Regions from separate parts of the Homo sapiens genome. Here region 2 is linked to region 1. A link is a loop called in an ENCODE intact Hi-C map of the cell type or tissue named here. Cell type or tissue: B cell. All regions are shown on one strand. Links, peaks and the distances in the headings refer to the core of each region. The heading gives the core; the rest is flanking DNA. Region 1 overlaps CUL1 (cullin 1). Region 2 overlaps CUL1 (cullin 1).

Region 1 (16,782 bases), core at 5,408-13,407:
GCACTTTGGGAGGCCGAGGTGGGCAGATCACTTGAGGTCAGGAGTTCAAGACCAGCCTGGCCAACATGGTGAAACCCTGTCTCTACTAAAAATACAAAAATTAGCCGGGGCGTGGTGGCACATGCCTGTAGTCCCAGCTACTTGGGAGGCTGAGGCAGGGGACTCGCTTGAACCCAGGAGGCGGAGGTTGCAGTGAGCCAAGATCGCACCACTGCACTCTAGCCTGGGCGACAGAGCAAGACTCCGCCGCACCCCTTCCCAAAAAAAAAAGAAATCAACATGTCCTACTTAGCAATTCAGACAATGAGACTAATACTATTCAATTTTTACATGCATCTTCTTCCTTCTTTAAATTTACTTAAAAACCATAAAAACACTTTTTTGTGGTGATCTGTAAAAATAAGGTAAGTACAATAGTATAACAATATTTCAAGAAAATGTGCATTTACGAAAATTATTTTTATCCAGATTTCCACAACTTGAGTCACAAATTTTTATTTGAAGGAGACTAACCGGAATTTTTTTTCTTAGGGATTAATGGCATCTACAAAGTAAACCTTACCCTTTAAAAACGTTAATGGTACTGTATGGCAGCACTGCCATTTAGGTGTGTGCAGCAGAGAAGCACGAAAGAGGAAGGTGGGGGCAGGAGGGCTGCAGGAAGGGCTGGGGCGAGCCCACTGGCTTCTCTGAGCCTCAGTGTCTTCAATGAAAACTAAATGGCTACAACAGACTGGAAGCTCCACATGTATAAGGTACACGAGTGACCAAACAAGCCATGTAAAAACCGGATCATCTCTTGAGACAAATAATTTTTTGTTCATTTAAATTTAAATAATATGAAATGAACTTTAAAATGTAAAGCTAAGCTATTTTGGATGATGGTACTTGACCTTTTTAAAATGCAAAAATATCACTGATGGCATGGTCATCAACCTTTTTACTTAGCACAATATACTGTTTCTTACTTTAGTACTAAAGAATAATTAATTAATTACAACATTCACTTTATGATGTGTTGTGAATAAAAAGAACAGTGGCTTCAGCAAGACCTTAGAAACACCATTTGGGGAAGATGAAAATAATACACTAGTCACAACTTATGGCCAGCCAACTACATACAGTCTGTTAGCAAGATGTTTTAAAGTTTTCAATTAGCTTGCAAAAATAAATTAGGTAAAACAATTTTGCAGCATGCAGAATTTTTGCACATTGTGTAAATAAAAAATATTTAAAATATATACACAGAAGAGTTCCTGCAAATTTCCCTGGGGTCACAGTATAGACGTCTTCACTCTTTGACAGTGTAGAACCAGATGAAGGACCCACTTGCTCATCTTGTGGCTAGATACAAGGAGTCACACTGCCTTTGCTACAAAGGATGAAGACCAAGGAAGAAAAGGCGGGAGATGAAGGGGAAAAGACTCCACCACACTGCCCAACCAAAGGCTTGGAGTGGGAGGGACCTACGCTAGAAGGAAATGGATATTCACAGTGAAACTCATCGTAGTCACGAGCACAATTTCACAGCAGTTTTGAAATACACGTCATGGCCAGGCACTGTGGCTCACACCTGTAATCCCAACACTTCGGGAGGTGGAGGTGGAGGACTGCTTGAGCCCAGGAGTTGGAGACCAGCCTGGGCAACATAAAGAGACCCTGATTCTACAAAAGATTTAAAAATTAGCTGGGAGCTGGGTATGGTGGTACATGCCAGTAGTCCTAGCTACTCAGAAGGCTAAGGCGGGAGGATTGTTTGATCCCAGGAGTTGGAGGCTGCAATGACCTATGATTGCACTACTGCACTCCAGCCTGGGTGACAGAACAAGACCCTGTCTTAAAAAAAAAAAAGGAAAAGAAAAAAAGTACTTCATAACCATGTGTAAAGAGCAAGATCACATTTGAAAAACATGGTTTCCAAGACTGAATAACCTTACAATTATTTCTACACCTTGATAGGGAACACCACATTGGGTTCACAGTAAAATGCAGATAATTTGAATACATATTTGCTTTAAATGAAAAAGTTCATCATTTCTAACAACCAAATCCAAAATGGTTGGTAATTTAACGAAAGCACTATTATGCTAAAAGGTTATCAAAGCTTTCTAATTTTAAAAAACAGAAAGAGCTGGGCACGGTGGTGAGCATTTGCAGAGTCTCAGCTACTCAGGAGGCCGAAGTGGAAGGATCACTTGAGCCCAGGAGATCAAAAATCCAGCCTGGGCAACATAGTGAGATCTCCATCTCGAAAAAACAAAACCCTAGAATATAGTTTATGGTGATTTCATATTCACAGTAGGTAAAAGACTATGCAATAGCAAAACACTGTCACCTACGTTAGTGTCTAAAACAGTAACAGATGACAGTGAAAGATTTAACAAGTTAGAACCATTATTTCACTTTTTTTATATCCTGTTATGAATACTCAGTATATATATAAAACATCTTACCTTAAGAAGATTTGTCAAGTAATTCTTCAAAAATTCCTTAAGTCGTTTATATAATTCCAGGCCAACAAACTGAGCTCCTCCAGGTGTCTGCCCCTTTTTCGACTTAGAAGGAGGAACTCCAGCTCCTCGTGCTTGGTTTGACTGGTGAACACTAGTACAGTAGTTATAAACATGACTTGGAGAAAAGTTAAGGAAACCAACATATATCACAGACGTTAACGGTCATTAACATAAACATATTTTCTTATATTTCATTACCAATGCATTCCCAATATATCAACCAAAACCTGTTAAAAACTAGAATGGAACAAAGATCCCATTCACACTATCCATAAAGCTAAAAGTCAACAAGCCCCATTCACAAGGTTGTTGGTAGGCCTTGAGAGCAACACCGCCAAGGTGGAGAAGGGAACATTCCAGGAGGGAGGTTGCCTATAAAAAAATCTGGACCTTTTAGATTATCTGATGTGACTGACCTTGTGGAAAACTGTCCCAAAAGAAAAATGCAATTACTGACTCCAGGAAAAACAAAAAGCTAACAATAAGCACTGTCTATTATGATGCTCAGCTGTAACTTTTTCAGAGGCACAGATTCTAAATATTGAAATAACACAAACTTTATTTTAAAATGACTCAGAGAGCCAAGTCCTTATATTACAATAGTCATAGCCATCTAAAACTTATCAGTGAACGGCAGCAGTGTCCACACACTCCTGAGAAAGAGAGAGATGTATAAACCACAGCACAGACAGCTGATTGCAAAACAGCTGCATCTGCAGGGGGAGCGCAGAGAATGAGAAGATGGGGCCAGGCAGGGCAGAAAACCACCGTGTTCTGTTGTATCCTTTAAATATGATGAGCTTATCTGCATGTATTATTAATTGAATAAAATGAACGGAAAGATACTTATACTCAGAAAGATCAACAAAACAGAACAAAACAATATTCTGGTATAATTAAGAATTTACTATATAAAGATACTTCAAGACAACGGGTAAAAGATAGATTATCTAATAAATGGCATGAGGGCAAGATATTTCTAAATATTCCATGTTATATTCCAAAATATATTACAAATGGATTAAGATTTAAAATATACAAGCTAAAACAGTAAAACCAAGAATATATATGTGAACGCTTATCTGTTCTCAGGCTGGAGCGGCCCTTTCTAAGTAAGATCACACAAAAAAATGAATTCAGGCTGGGCGCGGTGGCTCGCGCCTGTAATCCCAGCACTCTGGGAGGCCGAGACAGGTGGATCACAAGGTCAGGAGATTGAGACCATCCTGGCTAACACGGTGAAACCCCATCTCTACTAAAAACACACACAAAAAATTAGCCGGGCGTGGTGGCAGGCGCCTGTAGTCCCAGCTACTCGGGAGGCTGAGGCAGGAGAATGGCATGAACCCGGGAGGCGGAGCTTGCAGCGAGCTGAGATCATGCCACTGCACTCCAGCCTGGGCGACAGAGCAAGACTCTGTCTCAAAAAATAAATAAATAAATTCAAAATTGTAGATTAAGATGAAATACCTTAAACTATCTTTAATAAATTAAGGTAATTTAAAGCAATTAAAAAAATGAATCTCTATGGAAACATGAACAAAATATACCACAGAAAATCTAAAAGGTAAAATAAATATATACTAATGCCCCCAAACCTAATAAAATAACCAATCTAGGTAATAATCAAAGAACTATACTTTAAAACAATGAAAAATTATTAACTATTTCAATTGTATAGAGAATCACAGATTACAATAAACAACTACTGTATACTCATGACCCAGTTTTGATAGATCTTACTGCATTCCCACACTTGTCTCATATTCCACCTACAGCCTCCCTCAACTTTTGAGAAAATAAAATATTACAGGTTATAAGTGAAGCACTATATTCTCCCTCTTTCATCCCACTCCTTCCTCTTACCCTAGCAAATAGCACCATGATTTGGTATATATCATTCCTATGTTTTTATATTTTGCTGGATAAATGTGTATCAAATATATTTCACATGTTCTACATTTTGTTTTGTTTTTTTTGAGATGGAGTTTCACTCTTGTTGCCCAGACTGGAGTGCAATGGCGTGATCTCAGCTCACAACCTCTACCTCCTGGGTTCAAGCGATTCTCCTGCCTCAGCCTCCCGAGTAGCTGTGGTTACAGGCAGGCGCCACCACGCCTGGCTAATTTTGTATGTTTAGTAGACATGAGGTTTCTCCATGTAGGTCAGGCTGGTCTCAAACTCCCAACTTCAGGCTATCCAGCCTCCTCGGCCTCCCAAACTGCTGGGATTACAGGCGTGAGCCACCGCGTCTGGCCATGTTCTACATTTTTAAATTATACAAACTGTAATATGTACATTTGCTCTGCCATTTGTTTTTGATGGTATCTGACATAGCCGCAGCTGTAATATACTGTGTAACGCACATTTACAATACTTCATCAACTCTCTTGGTGGTGGACCTTGCTAATAGTCCTTTTGGCAGATACCTATTTTTTGTGTATTTACAAAGCTGCAAAGAATAAAACTAGCAGGTCTCCTTGAGTACAAGTTTCTTGGAGCACAGAAATACTAAGTGACAAAGTGACAAGAGAGGTTTTTTTTTTTTTTTTTTTTGAGACAGAGTCTCACTCTGTCTCCCAGGCTGTAGTGCAGTGATGTAATCTCGGCTCACTGCAACCTCTGCCTCCCGGGATCAAGCGATTCTCCTGAGTAGATGTGATTACGGGCGCCTGCCACCATTCCTGGCTAATTTTTGTATTTTTAGTAGAGACAGGGTTTCACCATATTGGTCAGGTTGGTCTTGAACTCCTGACCTCAGGCAATCCACCTGCCTCGACCTCCCAAAGTTGCTAGGATTACAGATGTGAGCCACCTTGCCAGGCCCTTTTAAACAATTTTTTGTAGAGATGGGGTCTTGCTATGTTGCCCTGGCTGGTCCAAAATTCTTGGGCTCAAGCAATCCTCCTGTTTGGCCTCCCAAAGTGGTGGGTTTAACTTTATTAAGAGTTGCCAACTTAGTGCTACAAAGCGGCTATCCAGCACCCTGTAGTGCATGAGTTTTCATCGACCACAACCTTGGCCTTGCATTCATACTGTGGTTTATTATGGTTTTAATATCCATTTCTAGGGCATAGACAGTTTTGTTTTGTTTTTTTTTTTTTTTAAAGAGACAGGATCTCACTATGTTGCCCAGGCTGGAGAGCAGTGGCTATTCACAGACATGATCATAGCAGGCTACTGCCTCAAACTCTTGGTCTGAAGTGATCCTCCCACCTTAGCCTCCTGTGAAGCTGAAAATACAGGCACGGGTCACCACATTGGCTTGACTTAGCATAATTCTTAAGGGCCTTAGGATTTTCAGAATGGTAAGTGATCACTCGTTTCAACAAAGTCACCAGCTACATTCACCTCCAAGAGAGTCAGCCTGTCCTTTGAAGCTTTGACACAAGCATTAACTTCTCTCTAGCTATGAAAATCCTAGGTGGCATGGAATACTATGCAGCCATAAAAAAGGATGAGTTCATGTTCTTTACCACGGACATGGATGAAGCTGGAAACCATCATTCTGAGCAAACTATCACAAGGACAGAAAACCAAACACTGCATGTTCTCACTCATAGGTGGGAATTGAACAATGAAGACACTTGGACACAGGAAGGGGAACATCACACACCAGGGCCTGTCGTGGGGCGGGGGGCTAGGGAAGGGACAGCATCAGGAGAAATACCTAATGTAAATGACGAGTTAATGGGTGCAGCAAACCAACATGACACATGTATACCTATGTAACAAACCTGCACATTGTGCATATGTACCCTAGAACTTAAAGTATAATTTAAAAAAAAAAAAAAAAGTCCTAGGTGGCATCTCCTTCCAGTAGAAGGATGTTTTGACTAAATTGAGTATCTGTTGCTTACGCAGCCACCTTCATCAATGATCCTAGATTTTCTGGCTAACTTGCTATTCTCCATCAGCACTTGCTGCTTCACCTTGCACTACTGTTATAAAAGATGGCTTCTTTTCTTTAATCGCATGAACCAACCTCTGCTAGCTTCTAGCTTTTCTTCTGTAGCTTCCTCACTTCTCCCAGCCTTTACAGAATTGCAGAGAGTTAGGGCCTTGCTCTGGATTAGGCACTGGCTTAAGGGAATGCTGTGACTGGTTTGATCTTCTATCCAGACCACTCCAACTTTCTCCTTACCAGCAATATGGCTGTTTCGCTTTCTTATCATTTGTGCATTCACTGGAGCAGCGCTTTTAATTTCCTCCAAGAACTTTTCCTTAGCATTCACAACTTGGCTAACTGTTTAGCACAAGAGGCCTAGCTTTTGGCCTATCTCAGCTTTCAACATGCCTTCCTCATTTGGCTTAATCATTGCTAGTTTTTGATCTAAAGTGAGAGAAATGCAACTCTTCATTTTACTTGAACACTCTGAAGCCATTGTGGGGGTTATCAACTGGCCTCAACTCAAGATTGTTGTGTCTCAGGGAGTAGGAAGGCCAAAGAGAGATGGGGGAATGGCCAGTCGGTGGAGCAGACACATGCATTTATGGATTAAGTTTGCTGTTTTAGATGGGTGCAGTGTGTGGCGCCTCAAAGCCATTCTTTTTATCATTGATTTTGCCAGAGGCTTGTCGGTTTTTTAAAGAACTATTTTGGGTTTTAATAATTTTCATTACTGTATCTTTATTTCATTTCTGTACCTTTTTACTTTTTTTTTTTTTTTTTTTTGAGATGGAGTCTCACTCTGTTGCCCAGGCTGGAGAGCTGTGGCACAATCTTGGCTCACTGAACCTCCGCCTCCCGGGTTCAAGTGATTCTCCTGCCTCAGCCTCCTGAATAACTGAGATTACAGGCGTGCATCACCACGCCCAGCTAATTTTCGTATTTTTAGTAGAGACGGGGTTTCTCCATGTTGGTCAGGCTGGTCTCGAACTCCTGACCTCAGGTGATCTGCCCACCTCTGCCTCCCAAGGTGCTGGGATTACAGGCGTGAGCCACCACGCCCAGACTACTTCTTTCCTTACATATGCCTTTTCTCTACAAATCCTTGTTTTGGTTAACTCTGTAATTTCCTTTTTTAAATAAGCATTTAAAATACTTATATAAAATGTTCATACTACATGGAAAGTATAGGAAAAACCTATACTAATACTAGAGTTTCTTCTACATGCCACTTGGCTGCATCACATCAATCTGATGTGTATATATTTTCCTTATCATTCAGTTATATTTTCTCTTTTCCACTGTTCGTTCTAAGAGTTAAACAGTTTAGATTTCCAAAATGTATTTTACCTTCAAAAAAATTTAATTTCATTTTAAAATTAAATTGCGGAAACATGAGAATGTTATCTTTTTGACAGTTTATTTAAAATGTGATGAGACTTGTTGCCAAGTATATAATTTCTGCTGGGCCAGAACGGGGGGGCCATTATTTCACATGTGCCTAAAAACAATGCCCATCTCTAACTATTGGATACAGGGACCCATTAGAGCTGGTCAACTCTATTTTTCAGATCTTCTATATTGTTTCTGATTTGTCTGCTTATTAATTACCAAGAAATTTTTAGTGAAATCTCCCAAATGGTTTTATCAATTTATCTTATAATTCTCTAAAATATCTGCCATATTTTGAGGCAGTGTTAACTAATATACATATTTGAAATTATATTCCTGGTAACCTGTACCTTTTATGATTAGGAAGTAACCACGTTTATTCCTAACAACATTGCCTTAGAAACTTATTGTATCTGACATTATTATACCTTTCGGTTGGAATTTTCCTTAAATGTCTTTGTTCCAGCCCTTTATTTTCAACCTTTGTTTCTGTGTCTTGGTGTGTCTACTGTAAATCACCACAGCATAATTGACTTTTTAAAAAAACTGAGTCTAGTATTATCTGATAGACGAGTTTGGTTTTAGGTAAACTGTTTCATACTGTTATTTGGATTAATTTCTACGATCCTGTTTTGTATTTTCTATTTTAACTCTGTTTCTATGTTTCCGGTTTTCCTCCCTTTCCCCTTCTACTGGAATGGTAGTTTACTTGTTCCCTTATAGCTCTTGTTTTATTTTGGAGTTATACATTCTTGAAATGGTTAATTACCTTAAAATATGACATGCCCACTTTACCTTGCAACAATTTTGGAAGATTCTATTACCTCTTCAAATATTTCCGGTCCCCTTTCTATTTTCTCCTAGCTCTTCTATTACGTCTATGTGAGATATTTTCATGTTACCTTCTATACCTTGGTTGAAAGTCTTCAATGATCTTCTATCACTTTATCTTTGTTCAAACTTTCTAATTTTTCCTGATCTGCCATCTGGTTAAGTGATTCTCTTTTGGTTGTGTCAAATTTAGTGTTTAATTTTAATGACTTCATTTTACATTTATAGAATTTCTCTTTTAAAAACCTGTCTTGTTTTCCATAGTGGTTTTTGCTCCTTGATTCTAAAGACAACTTTCCCCACTCTCCTTATATCCAGAGCTCAGCTTAAATCCTTTAGCAGTTGCCTTCCTGGGAGAGTAGGTCGATGATTATTATTTTTTTCAGTTCACCTATACACTTAAGGGTATTTAGGCTTCTGTCTTCCAGGTTTCCATGGAAACGTCAGCTCTCAGCCCCTCCCAGCCAGGTGTAAGGCTTTGTTTCCTTTTCTGTGTGACCCCTACCGGCCAGCCTACCTTGCTCAAGTCCTTATGCTGCCACACAGAGGCTCACAATGGTTAGCACCTTCATTTTCAGCTCTCTTCTCTTCTTCAGATGCCTGGGAATTCCCTCTTACTTTTGTGCAGAGCATTACACTTTGCTGTATTTCACACAGCACCCAGTTTTAGGTGCTTGGTTCCAGGATGTTTCAGGTTATTTAGTTCAGCCTGACTGCTGTTCCTTGGCAATCTATGGCTTCCCAGCTACTAAATTAACAAAGGTTTTTAAAAAAACAAACCCAATGATAGCTAAAGTGCAGCAAAATGGGAGCTTCCATATGCTTAAGAGTGTACACAATTACACCGTTTCTGAAGTAAAATCTGGAATATTCAAAAGCCTTCAACAAGTGCATTCCTTTTGATACAGCAATTATATTCATAAGCATTTATCACAGGGAAATCATCACGGAAATGTACAAATACTTAGCTAGCAAACTATCACAGCATTGCTCCTAATGGCAAAAAACTCGTAACAAGCTATTTGTCAAACTTAGTTAAACCCACTCTCGGGTCCACCTGAAGATAGAGTACGCAGCTTTTAACAATGTCATGGAATAGATGGTGGTTAAAAAGACTGCAATATATTTATCACATTTCAGCTAAGACATCAATCGTAACATGTATCATTAAGTATATTTAAGAAAAGAAAATGCTGCCAACTAGAATGCATTTTCATCAGATGGAATTTTTACTTTTACTTACTAAAGAATCACCTGTTTTAGACTTAAACAGATTTATCCTAACATTCTCGTAAGTGGATAAAGAAAAGCTAAATAGATTGGCTAGGATATTGCCAAAATGGTTTTACATAGAGTCCATTCTGAATCATTTTGACTCTTACTAAGGATGTCTGTGTTTTTCCACATAACGTTGTCCTCCGAGCCACTAAGTATGTTAGCACTCCTTAGTAGTAGTCCAAGGCTAATTCTAGGATTTTCTCCTAATCTGCGCCCATCCATTTTCTAAGTCTGATCCTGAGCTTTCTTGATATCCAAAGGTTTGTTCTTTCAGGGCAGATTCTTGCAATGGTCCTTAAATAGTTTGCTGACAGAAAGAACAAGGCTGCACGCAAGTGTGCACTGATGCAATGATGATGACTAGGTCATCACTGATACCTGGCCAGCTACTGTACTATGTGCACTGACTTTGCAATGCACTCGAATCAATGAATCAATGTAGCAGTTGCTTCCAGAGAGCAGGGCTAGGGGTTTTAAACTTTTGGCCACAGAATCCTTTCATTCTCACCAAGTGTTCTTTGTGGAGGAAAGCTCAGTGCCCAGAACACTGCCCCTCCCCACCATTACTTCCTCCCCCAAGCCCACCCCTCAGAGAGGACCTCACACACACACAGGCAAGGGGCCTCACAAAACAGATTGAAAGGCACAATTGAAACAAAACGAATGCTTCTTAAAAGCTGTTTTGAAGTTTCTACTCAGTTTAACATCACATTCATTCCCAAATCAGCATCACTCCTCACCATTATCTAGTCAGGAATGGAAAGCATTAGATGATAGTGGTTAGGAGACTTCCTGCTTATGACAATTTAGGTTCAACGTATATCTAAATTGAAGAGATGAAACAAGCAAAACAACTGAAGAACAAGCCAGAATGTTATGATCCCACCCTCCCCACCCATAGTGGGAAACATCTTTAACTGTTTCTAGAGTTAGTTCTTCATTTTTAGCTGGATATGTACATGTCTTTAAGTCATATGCTTGTTTTGTTCTTTGACCAATCAACGTTTGCGTAAATTATTGATTTCCTGCGAATAGAGAACACATCTCCTTTCTACCCCCTACCTCCAGTCCATCTTCATCCTAATAGTCACTATGGAGCCTCTGAAACTTTCAGTTACTTAAACCATGATTCCAATTTTAAATGTACCGAAGTACCTAACCACATTTCTGGCAAATAACGATAAACTCTAGAAAAAATATTAAAACAATGATCTTGAAGGCACCAGAGAACCACCAAAAGAAGGTGTATACTGAAAAGTGGCCTAGTGTTGGAAGAAGGGAATGGCACAGCCCAACATGGTTGATGTAAAAGAAACAGGAAAATGAGATCCACTCTCAAGACAAAAGACAATCAACAGAGACCAGCTGTAGTTGACCCAAATGTTGGAATTAGGAGACAAAGACTCTAAAGCAACTATTATAGTTATAATAAAAGATATAGAAAAATATGTTCATAATCAATGAAAATTGCAGCACAAAAACAGAAACCATGAAAAAGAACAAAATAAAAATTCTAGAACTGAAATACCAGGAAATCTAGAATAAATTACTCATTGGATGGTCTTGACAGCAAAATAAAGACGAGTCATGGGTTTGCACAGAGACCAACAGAAACGATCAACTCTTGAGAGGAAAAAAAAGATTAAAACTTCTAGAAAACCAAAGGGGGAACAATCTTGAAAGCGGACAGGGAAAAAGAACGTAACACAGAAAAAGAGTTCACATGACCAGTAACTTCTCATCAAAAACTACAAAGGCCAGAAGACAGTGCAATAACATGTTTAAGTGGTGAAAGAAAAAAAAATGCTGAAAGAAAAAAAGTAATTGTAGTTCTATAGCCAGTGAAAATATCCTTCAAAGATGAAGGCAAAATAATGCTATTTTCAGGTAAAATAAAACTAAGGGAATTCATAGTAGAGACCTGCATTTTGGGTGGAAGCAAACTGACACTACAATAGAATCCTGCATCTTTAGGAAGGAATGAAGAGCAGTAGAAACAGTAAGTATCTGGGTAAATATACTTTTCTTAATTCTTTAAAATACAAAGGATGGTTTAAAACAAAAATTTATAATATCGTCTTGTGGGTTTAAAAACATATGTAGAGGTAATATAAAGGAGAGCGATACGAGTAGTAAATGGAACTATACAACCACAATTCCTCTACATTTTCTATGATGTCATACAATCTTAACTCTAAGTGGAATGTTAAGAAAAATGTGTATTATATCCTTAGAGCAATCTCTTTATTCCTTCTTCTCTTTCACACACACACACACACACACACACACACACACACACACACTGCAGAAACAACCAACAAATATATTAAAAAGGAACTATAAAAAAATTTCAAATAATCCTAAAGAAGGGTGGAAAGCAAGAACAAAGAAACTTTTTAAGGGGAGAAAAAAACAAAATGGTAGGCCTAAAATTAATCTATTAATAATTATAACAAATGTTAATGGGCTAAAACTACAATTAAAAGACAGAGATGGTCAGAAGGGGCAAAGCAGCAAGACCGCTCTATATGTTGACATGAGGGACACAATTTAAATATAAAAATACACATAAGTTGAAAGCAAATGGATGGAAAAAGATTATCATGCAAACATTAAGCATAGAAAGAGGTTAAAGAAGCTAATAACTATCAGGCAACAAATTACTACCAGGGATAAAAAGGGACACATTTCATAATAAATGTACTTAAAAGACATATTCGCAAATGTATTTTTGTCTAACAACAGAGTTTCAAAATATATGAAAAAAAATTTGTTTTTTGAGATGGAGTCTTGCTCTGTCACCTAGGCTGGAGTGCAGTGGTGCCATCTCGGCTCACTGAAACCTCCACCTCCCAGGTTCAAGCGATTCTCCTGCCTCAGCCTCCAGAGTAACTACAGGCGCCCACCACCATGACCGGCTAATTTTTGTATTTTTAGTAGAGACAGGGTTTCATCACGTTGGCCAGGCTGGTCTTGAACTCCTGGCATCAGGCGATCTGCCCGCCTTGGCCTCCGGCGATCTGCCCGCCTTGGCCTCCCAATGTGCTGGGATTACAGATGTGAGCCACCACACCTGGCTTAAAATATATGAAAATTTGACAGAATTAAAGGGTAAAGGAGACAATTTCACAATCATAGGATAAGATTCAACATTCCTCTCAGCAACTAGACCATAGGAAAAATATCAATCACAACTTGGATGATCTGTATGGGCAGTTGTAACATTCTACACCCAGTGGTATACTGGTAAATTGGCTCTCTGAGCAGGGAGAAAAGAAAAAAAGAAAAGCCCTGATTTGTAGCCTCCATAGATGTCTATTGTATAAGGTTCCCACCATGGCAGATGCAAGCTACCAACAGGACAATATCACACAGGGAGATGGGAGAGAGATGGGCACAATCATCTCCCGCAAGCTGATCTGATCCAGCTCCAGCACATCACCATCTACAGCCAACAGCTGCAGAACCCACATTCTTTTCAAGAGTACATGGCACATTCACCAAGATAGGCTATTTTCTGGGCCACTGAACACGTTTCAATACATTTAAAAGGACGGAAATTATACAGTGTGTTCTCTGATCAAAATGGAATTATAATTAGGAATTAGTAACAATAAGCTACCCGGGAAAATCCAATATTTCTAAACAATATCTTCCTATATAATTCAAAGGTCAAATAAAGTGTTTTGAATTAAATGGTAATGAAGATACAACATATCAAAATTTGCAGAATAAGGCTAAAAATCCTTAAAAGGAAATTTATACTTTCAAATACTTATATCAGAAAAGGTAGAAAGAGTTGGGCATGATGGCTGATGCCTGTAATCCCAGCACTTTGGGAGGCTGAGGGAGGTGGATCACTTGAGGTCAGGAGTTTGAGACTAGCCTGGCCAACATGGTCAAACACCCAGTCTCTACTAAAAATACAAAAATTAGCTGGGCGTGGTGGTGCATGTCTGTAATTCCAGCTACTCAGGAGGCTGAGGCAGGAGAATCGCTTGAACCCGGGAGGCAGAGACTGCAGTGAGCCAAGAACATGCACTGCACTCCAGCCTGGGCAACAGAGTGAGTGAGACTCCAACTCAAAAAAAAAAAAAAAAAACCAGAAAAGGTAGAAAGATTTAAGAATTATTAATTAAAATGGCAATACTCCCTGACATGGTTTGGCTGTGTCCCCACCCAAATAGCACCTTGAACTGTAATAATCCCCATCTGTCAAGGGCAAGGTCAGGTGGAGATAACCAAACCATGAAAGCAGTTTCCCCGATAGTGTTCTCGTGGTAGTGAATAAGTCTCATAGAATCTGATGGTTTTATAAATGGGAGTTTCCCTGCATAAGCTCTCTTGCCTACTGCCATGTAAGACATGACTTTGCTTCTCCTTTGCCTTCTACCATGATTGTGAGGCCTCCCCAGCCACGTGGAACTCTGAGTCCGTTAAACCTCTTTCCTTCATAAATTACCCAGTCTCGGGTATATCTTTATTAGCTGTATGAGAACAGACTAATATACTCCCCAAATTGATCCAAAGATTCAATGTAATCCCTATCAGAATCCCAGTTGGCTTCATTGTAGGAAGTTAACAAGCTGATTCCAAAATACATATAGAATTTCAAGAGACTCAAAAGAGCCAAAATAATCTACAAAAAGAACAACATTGGAGGACTCAAACATCACAATTTCTAAACTTACTACAAAATGACAGTAATAAACTCATGAATCTGTGGACCTGATTTTCAATAAGGGTGAACATCAAAACCACAATGAGATACTACTTCATTCCCACTAGGATGGCTAGAATCAAAAAGTCAGAAAATAACAAGTGTTGAGCCGGATGTGGTGGCTCATGCCCGCAATCCCAGCACTTTGGGGGGCTGAGGCAGGAGAATCACTTGAGGCCAGGAGCTCGAGACCAGCCTGGCCAACGTGATGAAACCCTGTCTCTACTACAAACACCAAAATTAGCTGGGCATGGTGATGCGCACCTGCGGTTCCAGCTACTCGGGAGGCTGAGGCAGGAGAATCACTTGAGGCCAGGAGCTCGAGACCAGCCTGGCCAACGTGATGAAACCCTGTCTCTACTACAAACACCAAAATTAGCTGGGCATGGTGATGCACACCTGCGGTTCCAGCTACTCGGGAGGCTGAGGCAGGAGAATCGCTTGAACCTAAGAGGAGGAGGTTGCAGTGAGCTGAGATCTCGCCACGCACTCCATCCTGAATTACAGCAAGACTCTGTCTCAAAATAAGTAAGTAAATAACTAAATAAATAAATACAACACAACACAACAAGTGTTGGCCAGAATGTGGAGAAACTGGAACCCTCATACACTGCTGGTGGGAAAGTAATATAATGCAGCCACTTTGGAAAATAATTTGGCAGTTCTGCAAATGGTTAAACACACAGTTACCATCTGACCCAGAAATAACACTTGTAGGCATCTAAGAAAAATGAAAACATATGTCTACATAGAAACCTGTACACAAATATTTACAGCAGCACTATTCGTAATAGTAAAAAGTTGGAAATAACCCAACTGTCCATCACCTGATGAATGGATAAACAAAATGTGGTATATCCACAGAATGGAATCTTATTTTACCATAAAAATGAAGTACTGACATATGCTACAACATGGATGAAGTTAGAAAACATTATACTAAATGGAAGAAAGCCAGTCACAAAAGACCACATGTATTAGTCGGCTTAGGCTGCCATAACAAAATACCAGACAAGACGGCTTAAACAACAGGAATTTATTTTCTCACAGTTCTGGAGACTAGAGGTCCGAGCTCAAGGTACTGTCAGGGTTGGTTTCTGGTGAGGGCTCTCTTCCAGGGTTGCAGACGGCCACCTTCTCACTGTGTCCTCACATGGCCTTTCCTCTGTGTATGTGGAGAGAGAGCTCTCTGGTGTCTCTTCCTCTTCTTATAAGGACACCAATCCTATCAGGGTAAGGCCCCACCCTCACGATTTTATTTAACCTTAATTATTCCCCCAAATAGCCTTACCTCCAAATACCATCCAAATATACTGGGGGTTAGGGCTTCAAGATATGAATGGAGGAGAGGCACAATTAAGTCCATAACACCACATATCATATAGTTACATGTATACAAAATGTTCAGAATAGGTGAATTTATAGAGACAAAGTACATTAGTAGAAGGTAGGGGTAAGAAGGAAGTGACAACTAAAGGGCACAGGGTTTCTTTTTGAGATGATGAAAATCTTCTAAAATTGAATGTGACAGTTGAACATTATCTGTGAATATACCAGAAACTATTGAAACGTACACTTTAAATGAGTGCATTGTATGCTATGTGAATTAGATCTCAGAGCCATTAAGGCTGGGCACAATGGCTCACACCTGTAATCCCAGCTCTATGGGAGGCCGAGGTAGGTGGATTACTGGAGGTCAGGAGTTCAAGACCAGCCTGGCCAACATGGTGAAATCCTGTCTCTGTTAAAAATACAAAAAAATTAGCTAGGCGTGGTGGCGTGCGTCTGTAATCCCAGCTACTCAGGAGGCTGAGGCAGGAGAATCACTTGAACCTGCGAGGTGGAGATTGCAGTAAGCCAAGGTTGCGCCATTGCACTCCGGCCTGGGCAAAAACAGCAAAACTGTCTCAAAAAAAAAAAAAGCCATTAAAAAAATTCAATACCATTCCAATCAATCAACTTTTGGGGTAGACATTGACAAGAAGTTGACAGTCCATTGAGGAAAAGTTTTTTTCAACAAATGACACTGGAATAATTGGATATCCACACAGGGGAAATTTAACCTTAAGCCTTACTGTACACCATATACAAAAGTTAACTCCAGGTGGATCACAGGTCTAAAAGTAAATGCCCAAACCATAAAGTCTTATGAGGAAAAC
Region 2 (15,142 bases), core at 374-8,373, 48 kb before region 1:
CTGTTGGGGAAGTCACCTGTCAATGCCACCCCTGAGTCTCTCCACTGGCTGTGACTTACCCAAGTGGTTTAGGAAAAGGAAAGTCCTGCTTAGTTACCATTTTAAACAAACCCAATCAGAAATAAGCAAAATGTCAATTATCAGTAGGCTACATAAAGGAAGGTGTGTTCCCATAACACAACACCCATAAAAGCAACAAAAACGACCCAGTGCTTCTCGATACCGCAATGCGACGAACCTCCCGAAGATACTGCTGAGGAAATTCTTACCAGGCACGGGAGTGTGTGCTCTAGAATCTGTTTATGTATCACGCAAAAGCAGGCAAAACTGTTTTATGGTGTCAGAAGACACGACAGTGATTTTCTATGGGACACAGGTGCTGGCTGGGGTGGGTGGGCTTCCGGGATGCCGGGCATGTTTCAATTCTTACCTGGGTGCTGATCACACAGTGTATTGACTGTGAAAGTCATCAAGCTGGCACTTCATCATCTGTGCACTTTGTATGTGTGTTTCAACAGTTAAACTGAAGCCGACTTTCTTTTATAGAAATCTACATACAAAGAAGCCAGCTCCCTCCTCCTTCATGCTACAGCAATCAATCCACTTTTTGCTACATCTTTTATCTTCTAAATTAAGAAAGGAATGTGACTGCTATGTAAAGTCCTGTACCTTGATCACAGGGACTCGAGGTTTGAACCTGGAGGACAGCTGAGTGAGGACCTCGCCAAGTAACTGCTGGTGTTTCAGAACCTTCCTCATCTTCATGATTCTCACGATGGCCGCCTATGCAACAAGATAAGGAAAAAGAAGTGCATTTAGAGCTGTAACAACGTTGTATTGATAGTTAAGGACAAGCTGCACAGAGGCTGCCGACGCCTATGCACAGGATCACAATTTCCTAACAGGCAACAAACATCCTGCAGGTGAGACGGGAGAGGGAACCAATTCTACCTGCCTATGTTTCAACTCTAACGTGGCAAACATTACAATGTTTGGGTCTTTTGAGCAATTTTACCTCAATAATTTAACTCAACCATAAAGCATTAAAAAAAAGGAGACAAAATTAAATCTTCAAGGCCACGGAAGCTGCCCATCCTCCCCACTGAAGAACTCTCCTTCCCCCTCATTTCAGCCAAACCTGCCACAATGTTTGCTTTCCAACATTTAGAGCAAGAGGACTGCCCTGTTTTGCCTGGTGACATAAAGGACTAATTCAGATAACAAGGCCCTGGCTCTCGGCCTTGCCACCTTCTGCCATCACAGACCCATTCATCTGGCAATCACTCCTTTGTCACCCCCGCCTACCCCCCACGGCCCGTCCTTGCGAGCCATCCCTGCGTGAGGGACAGCACACCTGGCACAGGCATACAGATAAGTCACCTGAATCAGTAGTTTGCGGTCTTCCTCGATGTTTTTGTGTGTGGTTTCTTGTTCCTGCTTCTGTTCGGTTTTCATTGGCACATTGATGTTAACCCTTAATTTCTTACTATCAAGAAAAATGAGGAAACCGATCACTATTATATTAAAAGGTAGGCAGTGAAGGCTGCTTTCTATTTTTCAACCTTTAAGAAGTGCCCTGCTTCCCTAGACAGAGGGGAGAATGTTGATTTCTGTGAGCTCTCCGTGAAAATGTCCTCTACCCAGCACTGGGTAGAGTCCGATCATGGCCTAGTTTCCTACTCGGCCATTAACAGGGACATCCACATTACAGAAAATCCAGGTCCCTAATCTGCTCTCCCAAATTTTGTCAAGTGAGATAAAATCAAGCCACTTGGACACAAAGGTCCAAACTTTCTTGGTGAGCCATTTAAGGAGACTTATTTGCCAAAATAATAAAAATCCCAGAAGCTCAGAATTGGAGAAACATCAGGCTCGCTGAATGGAATCAAAGGCCTACCTCACACTCCCAGCCTAGTGCCTGTCGCTTCACACTGAGTCCCCGGTCTCCCTTGGTTTGTAACAATACTGAGATCCGTGCTAGGGCTCCCGGGGGACGTGTCTATGGTCAAGGGCCATCTACTTATTAGATTTTTCTTACTTTTTATAACCAAGATATAATTTTATTAAGGTATCTGGCTTCAATTCCACCTCATCAACATTTGCATTTTCATCTTCCAAGACCTGTAAGAAAACAATTGTTACTCTACAATCTCAGGAAAAGGCTTCTTCTAGTGTAAGATAAAAGGGCGCAAACCTACCAATAGCTTCGACTTTAATAAAATCTGTAAAACTTGCGCCAAAATGTCCTGCAATTAAAGAGAAAAAGAGGAAGTTAAAGGGAAAATGCATTTTTCTTTGCAATAACCACCACAGGCAACCTCACAGTCCATTTTCCATTAAAAAAAAAAAAAAAAATCACCCAAAAGAAGAGTATGCTGGAAGGAAAAAAAAGTTGGTACTTCTTAGAAGTTCACTAAATTTACTGCTTCCTTCCACCCTGACTTCTAGAAGTGAAATCAACCCCTTTCTGGCCTTGATCACACAATAATAGAAATGAACAATTCTGTTATACTTAAATCAGGTTGAGTAACCCTTATCTGAAATGCCTGGGACTAGAAGTGTTTGGATTTCGGAATACTGCACTGGATTTACAGATTCAGCAGCCCTGATTGGAAAATCCGAAATTTCAACTGCGCCATGAGCATTTTTTTTTTTTTTTTTTGAGCATCATGTTGGTGCTCAAAAATGTTTGGATTGTGGAGCATTCTGGAATCTGGATTTTTGGATTAGGGATGTTGAACCTGTATTGGAAACCATGCACAATGAAATCTTCAGGAACTCTTCACTTCTTAAGTGCCTGACAGCTCATCTTGGACACTGATCATCACAAAAGAAATATTAAAGAGCTGCCCAGCAAGACTGAAAATAATGTCCTGCTCATGAGAACAGTGGGGCTCAGCGGCAGGCGACCTTGTCAACTTGCCTTTGATGCACTCAAGCACGTTGTGTGGCCTCTCATCTGTGAATGGTGGGTGTGGTAAACGCTTCCCAGCCCTCCTTCAGCCTCACAGCTTTATGATCCCATGAAATCCAAGGGACCAGCCTGAGGGCACTCACAGAGTCACACGGACTCTTACAACCCACGGGCAGTGGAGTCCTGTCGTCATAATGGGTACCCATTCTGGTCTGAGGATACGTGGTGAAAGCTGTCAAAGCGAGAGGCCTCTCTCTAGTCTAGTAACTGACCCAGAACTGCCAGCAGCCATTCGAATACTGCCCACTGCATCTAGAGCAGGGTGCGGGGGTGCCCACTTCCTGAGCCAGGTCTGATTGGACAGCATCTACTGTGGGCAGAAAGGAGAGAGCAGCGGCAGCCTCCTGAGGGAGTTCTAACACTGAGAACCACTCAGGAGACTGGCCTAAAATCCTGATCAGAAGCAGCCAAGCAAAGACCTGACAGTCCACACCTGTCAGCCCTGTCCTCAGGACCCGTCTGCACAGCCCTCCCCACAGTCTAGGGGGCAACCAGGCCTCCAACCTACAAAGGCACAAACTCATTTTGTTATTAGAATCTGAAGATATATTTAGGAGTAATTCGAAGAATGATTACAAAATAGTCATTCAAAATGACTTTCCTAACTCAGTCCATAAGGCCAGGATTAGCCAGACACGAAAACCAAACGAACATCTTGAGAAAACAATGGAGCAATATCCCTTATGAATATAAATGCAAAACTCGAGAAAATACCGGCAAGCTAAACCCAACAACATAGAAAAAGGATTATATACCATGACCAAGTGGGACTCACCCTAAGAACACCAGGGTGGTTCAACATCAGTGCAATACACCATATTAACAGACAAAAAAGCAGTTATTTTGACAGAGTAGAAAAAGCATTTTGACAAAATACAACACTCTTGCATGATACAAAATTCAATAAACTAAGAATAAAAGGGAACCTCTTTAGTCTGATAAAGGACATCTAGTAAAAGCTCACAGCTAACACCATCACTCTTTAACATCACAGTTAAACAGTAAAAGACTGGAAGCTTTCCCAATAAGGGCAGTAACAAGACAAGGATGCTTGTTCTTGCCACAAATTCTAGCCAGAAGAATCAGGCAAAAACAAAGACAAACAAAAAAGAAATAAAAGGCAGCCAAATAAGAAAAGGAAGAAGCAAAACTGCCTGTATTTATAGATGATATGACAGTATATCAAAAAACTCTAAGGAATCCCCCCAAAAACTATTTGAGCTAATAAATTAGAGCTAATAAACATTTAGCAATGTTATAGGAAACAGAATCAAAATACAATAATTAGTTGTACCTTTTTTTTTTTTTTTTTTTGAGACAGAGTCTTGCTCTGTCGCCCAGGCTGGAGTGCAGTGGCGCAATCAGGGCTCACTGCAAGCTGCGCCTCCTGGGTTCACACCATTCTCTCGCCTCAGCCTCCCGAGTAGCTGGGACTACAGGCACCTGCCACCACGCCCGGCTAATTTTGTTTTTGTATTTTTAGTAGAGACTGGGTTTCACCATGTTAGCCAGGATGGTCTCGATCTCCTGACCTCGTGATCCGCCCGCCTCGGGCTCCCAAAGTGCTGGGATTACAGGCGTGAGCCACCACACCCTGCGGTACTTAGTTGTACTTCTATACATTAGCAACGAGCAATCAGAAAGTGGAACAGGCTGGCATGGTGGCTCATGCCTGTGTAATCCCAGCACTTTGGGAGGCCAAGGTGAAAGTGTCACTTGAGCCCAGGAGTTCAAGACCAATCTGGGCAACACAGTGAAACACCATCTCTACAAAAAATACAAAAATTAGCTGAGCATGGTGGCAAGCGCCTGTAGTGCCAGCTACTCAGGAGGCTGAGGAGAGAGGATCATTTGATACCGCAGTGAGCTATGACTGCACCATTGCACTCCAGCCTGAGCAAGAGACCCTGTCTCAAAAAAACAGAAAAAAGTGAAATTAAGAAAACAACTCTGCCAGGCACGGTGGCTCACGCCTATAATCCCAGCACTTTGGGAGGCCGAGGCAGGCAGATCACTTGAGGTCAGGAGTTCAAGACCAGCCTGGTCAACATGGTGAAACCCTGTCTGTACTAAAAATACAAAAAATTAGCCAGGCATGGTGGCGCACGCCTGTAATCCCAGCTACTTGGGAGGCTGAGGTGGGAGAATTGCTGGAACCCAGGAGGCGGAGGTTGCAGTGAGCCAAGATTGCACCACTGCACTCCAGCCTAGGAGACAGAGCAAGACTCCGTCTCAATTAAAAAACTAAAAACCAATTCCATTTATAATAGCATCAAAAAGAATAAACTAGGAATAAATTGAAAGTAGTAGAAGATGCATACACTGAAAACCATGAGACACAGTTGAAAGAAAAGACAACCTAAATAGATGAAAAGACATCCCATGTTCATGGAGTGGGAGACTTAAAATACTGCTGAGATGGCAATACTCCCCAAAGCAATCTATAGATTCAGTGCAATCCTTATCAAAATCTCAACTGCACTTTTTGTAGAAATGGACAAGCTGATCTTGAAATTCATAAGGTAACATAAGGGATCCAGAATAGCCAATATAATCTTGGGGGAAAATAAAACGAAGTTAGGGGTCTCGATTTCAAGATTTACTGCAAAACAACAGTAATCCAGACAGTGTGATACTGGCATAGTAAAGATATACAGATCACTGGAAAATAATTGAGAATCCAGAAATAAACCCATATATACCTATGGCCAACTGACTTTTGACAAGTTTGCCAGCACCAAACAATAGGGAGAGAATAGTCCTTGGCCTCAGACTAGGCAATGATTCCTTAAAAATGACACCAAAACCACAAACAATATAAAGAAAAAATAGATAAAATAGGCTTCATCAAAATTAAAAATGTGTGTATATAAGAAAGTAAGAAGACAACCCACAGAATGGGAAAAAACATTTGTAAATTACATATTTGATAAGGATCTAGTATACAGAATATTAAAAGAATTCTTACGACTCAACAACAAAAAGACAAATAACCCAACTGAAAAATGGGCAAAGAATTTGATCAAACATTTCTCCAAAGAAGATATACAAATGGCAATAAACACAAAAAAGATTCTACACATCATTAGTTGTTAGAGAAATGCAAGTCAAAAACTGCAAGATACTACTTCACATCCACTGGGATGGCTATAATTTTTTTTAAAAATGAAAATAACAAATGTTGGTGAGGATATGGAGAAACTGAAAGTTTCATACACTGTTGGTGAGAATATGAAATGGCACAGCCACTATGGAACAGTCTGGCAGTGCCTCAAAAAATTCAGCTATTACATGACTCAGCAATTCTATACCTAGGTATATACCCAGGAAAATTGAAAACATGTATTCACAGCAGCATTGTTCATAATTGGAAACAACTTAAATGTACATCAACTGATGAACAAATAAAATGTGGTCCATCTATACATTGGATTATTCGACCACAAAAAGAAATGAAGTACCAACACATGCTAGAACATGGGCAAACCTTGCAAACAGTATACACTGAGGGAAAGAAGGCAGGCACAGAAAGTCATGTGTTATATGATTCCATTTATATGAAATGTCTGGAGTAGGCAAATTGATAGCAAATTAATGGTTGTCAGGGGCTGGGAGCTAGCGGGCAGTTACTGCTAATGGGTGCAGGTTTCTTTTTGGGGTGATAAAACACTCTGGAATTGGATAATGGTGGTAGTTCTATAAGCTTGTGAATATACTAAAAACCACTTTGTACACTTTAAAATGACTTTTATGTTATGTCAAATTTTATTATCTAAAATATATCTCAATAAAAAATATGGCTAGCAGGAAAAATAATACTAAAGTGGAAATTTAAGCTTAGTAAGAAAAGCCTAACTGGTTAAATGAATGAGAGAAAAGCATGGATGAGGAGTATGTGTGTGTGTGTTACACGTAGTTTTATTTTTAAGAGACAGGGTCTCTGTCACCCACGCTGGAGTACAGTGGCACGATCATAGCTCACTGCAGCCTCGACCTCCCAGGCTCAAGTGATCCTCCCGCCCCAGCCTCCCAAGAAGCTGGGACTACAGGCATGTGCCACCATGCCTGGCTCAACAATGAGTTTTAACATGAAGCTTTTTGTAGTGCGTATTAAAATCCTGGAATAAGGCCATATTCATATTCATGAGGCAAACATCTATTTCAAATTAAAGATGCCCATATCCTCTTCCTTATCTTTCCTAACAATATCCACGAGAACAAGGAAACGGCAAGCTGATAGAACAACGAGCCTGAGATGAGAATACCATTTTAATTTGAGTGCTGTCGGTCAGCTGCTGCACAGTGTAGGCATCTTCCGTGTTGTACTGAAGCAGGATAGCCATCTGGAATGTCGACGCCTTTGCGGCCCCCCATATAAAAGAAAAAGAAGGAAAATTTACATGCATGGAAACACCTCCCAAAATATACAGCCCAAGTTTGAAGAACTTATTTATGAAACAAATTCTTTAAACAAGTACAAAAAAAGCACAGATCTATTTAAAAGGGAATATAAAACGTGGCAATGCCACTACAATGCAACATTTTCCCAAAGTCATTCATTTTCCATGTTTACAAACATTAAAATAATTTGAGGGTTTTTTTTAAAAAACGTATTGTCTATGTGGATACATACTATAGATACGTCCCCACGCATTTATAGAGACAATCACATATACACACACCTGGTATATATGGACATGTTAAGCATCAATCTCCAAATCTGTTTTTGGCACATGAGCTAAGGAATATTATCTTTTGGCACATTATTGATGTAAAACAACACAAATATCAAATTATATTTGGTTTTCTAATCCTAAGTACTTTACTATGAAAGTATGAAAAAAGTAAGTAAAGTATGAAATGGCAAGTGTACTAAATTTCTATTTTTTTTTTTTTTTGAGACAAAGTCTTGCTCTGTCACCCAGGCTGGAGTGCAGTGGCACAATCTCGACTCACTGCAACCTCCGCCTCCCAGGTTCAAGGGATTCTCCTGCCTTGGCCTCCAGAGTAGCTGGGGCTATAGGCGTGCACCACCACACCCAGCTAATTTTTGTATTTTAGTAGAGATGGGGTTTCGCCATGCTGGCCAGGCTGGTCTCGAACTCCTGACCTTGTGATCTGCCTGCCTTGGCCTCCCAAAGTGCTAGGATTACAGGCTGAGCCACTGCACCCGGCCCTAAAGTATCTTCTAAAAGACAGGTAGCACGTGTTGGTTCCTGATTGCTGAGTGTGTGCAAGCGAATGAACACCCCGAGGACGCCTTCCTTCTCTTCTCCCTGTTTTCTTGCATAATCGACAGCAACAAGTAATGACCCATGACTGTCAGTCACTGCTTGCCTCTCGGCAAGACCTTGGTCAATGGAAAGAGAAACAAAAAACGCCACATGCCTGTTTCAGGGCGGCCCACAGACAACACTGCTTCCAGGGCCTTGAACAGAGATACAAGGGAACGAGCGTGTTGCTAATGTTTTCTATTGGGCCCGCTCCGGGCTGCCTTAACACGGCAGACACACCCTAGGCAAAGCCTCCACCGTCAAAAACTGGACACTGAAATTCCAGGTACTGTAGTGGAACACATGGATTCTTCTATGTATATTTGGGGATAAATGAAACAAAATTTCAATTGTATAGTAAGAAACATTCAAGTTGATAAAGACCTCTGGAGCCAGCATAATACTATGCATTTTAACAATTTTAAGTCACAGTAGATTTACGAAAAGTTTAAATTAATGAGCAGCTTGAGTCTGCAGAACAACCCATTCTGGAGTTTCTTAATACTTAAACACAGATTTGCAATTCTTCTTAGAAACTCACTGGTGAAAACTTCTCAGAGACTAAAATATGCCATTACTTGTGAAGACCACTCAGTACAAAAGTGGAAGTAGAAAGAGCTTGGACTTTTTTTTCTTTTTACTTTAAAAAATATCTAGAGATGGGGTCTTGCTATGTTGTCCAGGCTTGTCTCAAACTCCTAGCCTCAAGTGATTCTCTGGTCTCAGCCTCCCAAAGCGTGAGGATTACAAGCGTGAGCCACCACACCAGCCCAAGCCTAGACTTTAAGAGAAAAGACTTTAACTGAAATTTTGGCTCAGCTACATATAAGCTAGGATTCAGAGAAATTCACTTAAATTAACCCAAGCCTCAGTTTTCTCCTCTAAGAAATGGAAATATTCTTAGTTACATAGGTATAAATTAGGTTGTACTCAATATTGTTGTCAGCACTGAGTGTTATTAATGTGAAAGTGCTCTGTGTAAGGTGGAGAGCTGATATAATGAAATGCATGCAACTCCAGCTTTTGAAGTCACTACCTGAACAGCTGATGTGTGTCAGGCAGGAGCGGTGCCAAACACTTACTAAATACATTATTTAATTTTCACATCAATTCCCAACTATAAAGTACTAACACTCCCATTAATGGAGGAGAAAACTGAGGCTCACAATCATTAAATAACTTGCTCCCCAGCCAGAAAGAATTGGAATTTGGTTCATCTGATTCTTACAACTCCATGCTTTAAACCTGCCACTATTTCACCAGAAGCTGAATTCTAGATTCTGCTGCTGAGTCAGCTGATAATGATTTCCATAATTTGCCTTATGTTCATTTAGAATAGAAAAATTTTAAGATAAAAATGTGATCTTACCTGCAAAGTATATCTGTTTTTGAAGCAGTTAGTTACCAATTCTCCTTTAGACAACTGATATAACCACGTCAATTTTCGGCCACTGTGGCGGCTGGCGTAGAAAGCTGTGAATCGCTGATAACTACGTTCCAACTAGATAAAAGGACAGCATTATATGGAATACAGATCTCACCACATCCTACAGGCAGCGTTTCTAAGTAAAGCCCACTGTTCCAAGCTTACAGTACAAAGTCAGTGCTTACATAAAAGTAAAATACAAACGCCAGGTGTCTGCCTCTCTTGTAAAGCACTTTAAGCACTGGAAGGTACAATCTTAAAAAAGGTTTGTACTTCAAGACCAGCAGGTCCATCGAGGTGTTCATTACACAACTAATTAGGTTCTGCTTTACAAGATAAGGAAACATGTCTGTAGAGCTGGGACAGACAGCCCACCTTTAGACATCCAGACCTGCCCCACTGCACAGGGCTCTTCCCTGAGTGTTGCCCCCATGGTTCACCGTGATGCAGCCAGCCAGCAGGAAGGCCATCTGCAGGCCTGTCCCCTTCCACAGTGAAGGCTGCCCTGCCCCACCCTCCACTTAGCACTAATGGGATGGCAGACAAACCCATCCTTACCTCTGACGGCAAGGCAAATGTACAAGACTGCTGGAAGGGCCAGGACCCGGAGCTCAGCACTTGAATGCTGAAATCCACTGTGGGACGGAAGAGAGGGGAGAGTGAACATTCTGGAATACATTAATTAGTTTATAAACTGAAAAATTCAATCATTTCAGATGAATGTGGATTGCTCTTTATTAAAAAGCACATTAAATAAAAATCCTGCTTGAATATAAAATTAAGAATTGAACATTTTATTCAATTAAAATTAGCAAAAAGTGCAAGAGCCAGATACTCTTTTCTTCCAAAGAGTGAGAGTCTTCATTTTGCTTCCACCTCGGAATTCTGCTGTCACACGCCTGCCCTGCTTCCCTTGCTTTCCTTTTCTGTCCTGAATCACTCAGTCCACTCAAGCCACGCCTGTGCTTGCCAGGCCCGGCATCATCACAGCCCCAGACTCATGCAAACTCACAAGCAGGAGAAAACCGCTAACTTCATTATAGTGTATGTTTCACTTATTACTGGGAAACGCCACACATGGTCTATAAATTATAACAGTAATTTCATCTTCGCAGATAGTTAAAAAGCCCACTGGCAAAACTGTCCAGTTTTACAATAGAATTGTCATTCTGATTTGGGAAAAATAAAATTCTCCATTTTTCATTTAAAAAGACAAAGATGATCAAAAGATGATGTAAGCATAAATCCGCCATCCTACTACTATGCAAGGCCCTAAAATACCAGCCCAGCTGCCTCTCCTGGAGAACTGAATCACCTGCACCTGCCTGTACTGATCCCTAATCCCAGTCTGAAGCCACAGGTCTTTAGCTTGACTGTTACCTATGCAGGCCAAGTGAACATTAAAATAAATGCTAGAATGGATCCAAGCTAAGGTTTACAAGACAAAACCACGCCTGTGAGTCCCTCCCCAGATCCCAACAGGTGGTGACCTTGCCCCAGTAGAGCTGACACCACTTCAAGGGTTGTCATCTCCTAATGTCACACGGGAGTCGGGGGAGGAGGGCTGGGCATTTGGGAGGAATCTCCCGCTTCTTAGTTCTTGAATTTCTGACAAAGCCCCTCCCATCTTCACCTAATATTTTGTCATTTCTTCATTTGCTACAGAGAACTCTGCCTGTAAACACAACATAGAGACACACGGATACTCACAGTCTAGGGGTTCTGAGTTTGTCAAGTGCTTTTTGAATTGCTCGTTCAGATCTTTGCTCACGCCAATGTCTTGAAACATGCGCTGAAGTTTAGAGGTGTACTCGAACCCGCAAGCTTGCTGAGAAGAACCCAGATGACTGTCTTATTAATTTGTACAAAAATACAAATGTATACAAGGGAATCTTAGAGAAATCAGAGTATACAATATATACTTAATTATATGGAACTACTAGCAAAGCTAGTAACATTTTGCTATATTTTACAGTACAAATATGCATGGATTAATATTAATACACTGTCAAAAAACCCCACAACTCTATGTTGCACAGTGAAGTGTTCACACACACAATTCATACACAATTTGTGAGCATTTAAGAGCAAGGTGTCCTGACACTGGTAGAATACAATGATGAAATAATCTGTCTCTATCTCTTACCAGAAGCTGAACTGTGTGCCCCCAAAATCCCTATGTTGAAGCCCAAACCTCCAACGTGATGCTGTGTGGAGGTATGCGGTCTTGAGCATGGGGCCTCACAATGGGATTGGTGTGCTTGTAAGAGATGTGCAAGAGCTCTGCACTCTCTCTCTGACACGTGAGGCACTGCAAGAAGGTGGCTGCCTACAAAGCAGGAAGAGGGCCTGCACCAGGAACCGAATCAGCTGGCACCCTGATCTCGGACTTGTGGCCCCCAGAATTGTGAGAAACTATTTCTGTTGTTTAAGCTACCTGGTCTATGGTATTCCGTCATGGCAGCCCACGCTGACAAAGATACCTACATAATTTGGGGCCAAAGTAAAGTATGTCCCAAGTCAGATAAGAGCACTCGACAGCGCCGACACACAGGCACGCAAAGGAGGTGGCAGAGGAAGGGCTGCGTGACAGCAAAGTAACCAAGCCCAGAGCAAACAAAACCTCCACTCAGCTCCAGGCCAGCACAGTGTGGAAGTGTGAATGTGCTGCAAGGCTAAAGGTGTGGGAGGCAGGAGAGGCCCCACAGATGGTGAGCTGAGCCCAGCCAGGCCTGGGTAGGATGGAAGCCCCACAGTGGGGTGGGGAAGGGGTTGGGAAGGCACCGGGGCCCAACGAGAGTAGAGTGATAGTTGTGGGAGGCTTTCAGAAGAGCAGTGGCAGAGCTTCTTGTACAAACCACTGCACAAACTCCTCTGCCTGCCTCATAACCTGGAGAGACTAAGAGCTTTTTTATTTTTTTCTGAGACAGAGTCTCACTCTGTTGCCCAGGCTGGAGTGTAGTGGTGTGATCTCGGCTCACCGCAACCTCTGCCTCCCGGGTTCATGCCATTCTCCTGCCTCAGCCTCCCAAGTAGCTGGGACTACAGGCGCCCACCACCATGCCCGGCTAATGTTTTGTATTTTTAGCAGAGATGGGGTTTCTCCATATTAGCCAGGATGGTCTCGATCTCCTGACCTCGTGATCTGCCCGCCTCGGCCTCCCAAAGTGCTGGGATTACAGGCATGAGCCACCGCGCTCGGCCATAGAGCTGTTTTAATAATGACTCAGAAGCTGGGATTTTTCAGGAAAAGATGAAACTCACCTTTAACTTGGAGATCATGCTGGCTTCGGCATCGTCACTTGCACTGTTCTGGTGGACGAGCCTCTTGGCGAGCATCTTCGCATAGAACTTCTGAAATACGTCTTTGTCTTCTATGTACTTGAAGACAACCATCTGGCAAAGCCACCGAGACAACACACTTAACCAGCACACACACAAGCCAACAGTGCAGAGCTGACTGTCACCGGCCACAAGCCAGGAGCCAAGATGTGCCTTTGGCTTTGGGCAGGTCTGTACGCCAACGTTTATGATGGCAAAATCTCCACTCCAGAGTCTTGAAAGTTTTGTGAGTCCCTTAATTCAGTGAGTTGGACTGACTGAGTATTAATGAGAAAAGTATGAATGCTAAAAGTAGTAACTCAATTTAGGAAGTAAAACCAGAGATTCAAAATAAAATCAATGATTATTACTTTTCACATTTCAGAGGCCATCTACAAATAACATTACAAACAGCTTGTGAAATACACAGCTACTGGAAATGGGTATGCTCATGAAGCACTTACCACTTGATTGAGTGTGTCTTCTAGTTCTGCCTCCTCTGGGTTCTTGGAACTGAAAATTTTAAAAAGATACCATGTTTTAAAACATCAGTACGTTTAAACAAGCACCACTTAGCCAGAATGCAGCTTCAAGCATTCAAAAGATCAGTTCTCATCAGATTAGTGCAGAGGAAGAGGGAAGGTTGACTTTCCTTACCTACAGCAAACTGGCAATCTCATACTGTAACCTCAACACTGAAGAACAGATTATGAAGTAGTCATTTAGAATATCCAAGGTGAAAACCAACAGGAGATATTTATAAAACATTTCCAAAAACATTCTGAAGAAGTTTGCCTTTAAGATAATCCACTTAAACTTCAGTAAAGGAAATTCACTTTACCAATTGCTTTCTAGTCTGCTGTAATTTAACTTTGGAGAAATAAAAAGGCACATAGATTCCCTTTCATGGCCCAGTCATTAAAGATGATGAAGGGGTTTAAATTCCTACTAAACTGCTGCCCTCTGTAGTTGTATATACAAGAGATGATTGTCCTTTAACAACTGATTCATTCTATGAACAAATAATAATTCAAAGGTGAATTAAAGGTAGATGAATTTTTGTACAGGTCTTTTCTACAAGACTGCTTTATAAACAAGACCCCCTAATTCATATAAAACGAATCAGCCACCACAGAAACTCTGAAGAGGTGTCTCCAACTTTAGAAAAGTTGGTTCAGAAAACCCAACCCTATTCTTGGCACTCTTGGGTCAGGGGTGTTCCTCTTCCCTTGGAGCAGTTTAACTTAGTGCCTCCCTGACTCCACTCACCCAACACACGCTCATTAAAGAGGTGCTGTGGAAATGTCTCTGCCATTCTGTCTGCATCAGTGGCCTTAACTAGTATCAGTAGACTTGACGAGGGACATTTATGAAAAGACAAAGGATAAAAAGGACACTAAGGCCAGGTGTGGTGGCTCACACCTGTAATCCCAGCACTTTGGGAGGCTGAGGCGGGTGGATCACTTGAGGTCAGGAGTTCGAGACGAGCCTGGCCAACATGGTGAAACCCTGTCTCTACTAAAAAAAAAAAAAAAAAAAATTAGCCGGGTGTGGTGGCACGCCTGTAGTCCCAGCTGCTCAGGAGGCTAAGGCATGAGAATCACTTAAACTCAGGAGGCAGAGGTTGCAGTGAGCCGAGATTGTGCCACTGCACTCCAGCATGGGCGACAGAGTAAGACTAAGTCTCAAAAAAAAAAGGACACTAAGTGTTCTGTCAAACAAACTGAATGAAGACCCAGTGGAGTATCTCCATAGTCATAACATGCAGCCCCCTAAAATGAAACCAAGTCATCAGAGGCCTTCCAATTTAAAGTCCCCTCTCATTTCTGGAGAGGATCTGATCGCAATTGTTAAATTACACATTAAACCAGGAATAAATACTCCTGTTTATTGCAATAAACAGGAAAAAAAAATCAAACACTCAGAGTTTCTCACTGGCCTTGGGTAAACTGCGTTAAGAGAAAGCTATTGACCTTCATCAAATGTTTTCCCATCATTTACCAAAAAGGTCACATAGTTGGTACATGGTTCTCTGTTAATGTAGTAAATTACATCAGACTTGGTACTGCTGGGTTATCCTTATGTTCCTAGAAAGCTATACTATGTTTTGAAGAATTATTATTTAGTTCACTGGGAAATCTGGCTTGT

Evidence for each region. Hi-C counts contacts between places; a loop is a spot of excess contacts. Peaks named below come from ENCODE experiments on the same cell type or tissue, not always from the same donor. Only the 100,000 strongest peaks of a DNase experiment are listed, where the experiment ranks them.
Region 2: a loop joins it to region 1, with 2.4 times the contacts of the local background. A loop is called at or near these places in 2 of 110 quality-filtered maps.

Annotation. Positions count from the first base shown.
Region 1 is chr7:148,739,822-148,756,603 of GRCh38, reverse strand. It overlaps CUL1 (cullin 1), which reads right to left. Exons shown (of 22, transcript NM_003592.3): 3 at 2,454-2,628. Among named protein-coding and RNA genes, the nearest start is that of CUL1, 49 kb to the right of the region's middle. In B cell, for the core only: no CTCF peak of the experiment used is centred there; a DNase peak (open chromatin) is centred at 9,123.
Region 2 is chr7:148,784,916-148,800,057 of GRCh38, reverse strand. It overlaps CUL1 (cullin 1), which reads right to left. Exons shown (of 22, transcript NM_003592.3): 12 at 13,459-13,507; 13 at 12,938-13,069; 14 at 11,384-11,501; 15 at 10,232-10,308; 16 at 9,617-9,748; 17 at 7,240-7,332; 18 at 2,199-2,246; 19 at 2,039-2,121; 20 at 1,381-1,486; 21 at 670-783. Among named protein-coding and RNA genes, the nearest start is that of EZH2, 92 kb to the left of the region's middle. RefSeq lists an enhancer at 822-2,021. In B cell, for the core only: no CTCF peak of the experiment used is centred there; no DNase peak of the experiment used is centred there.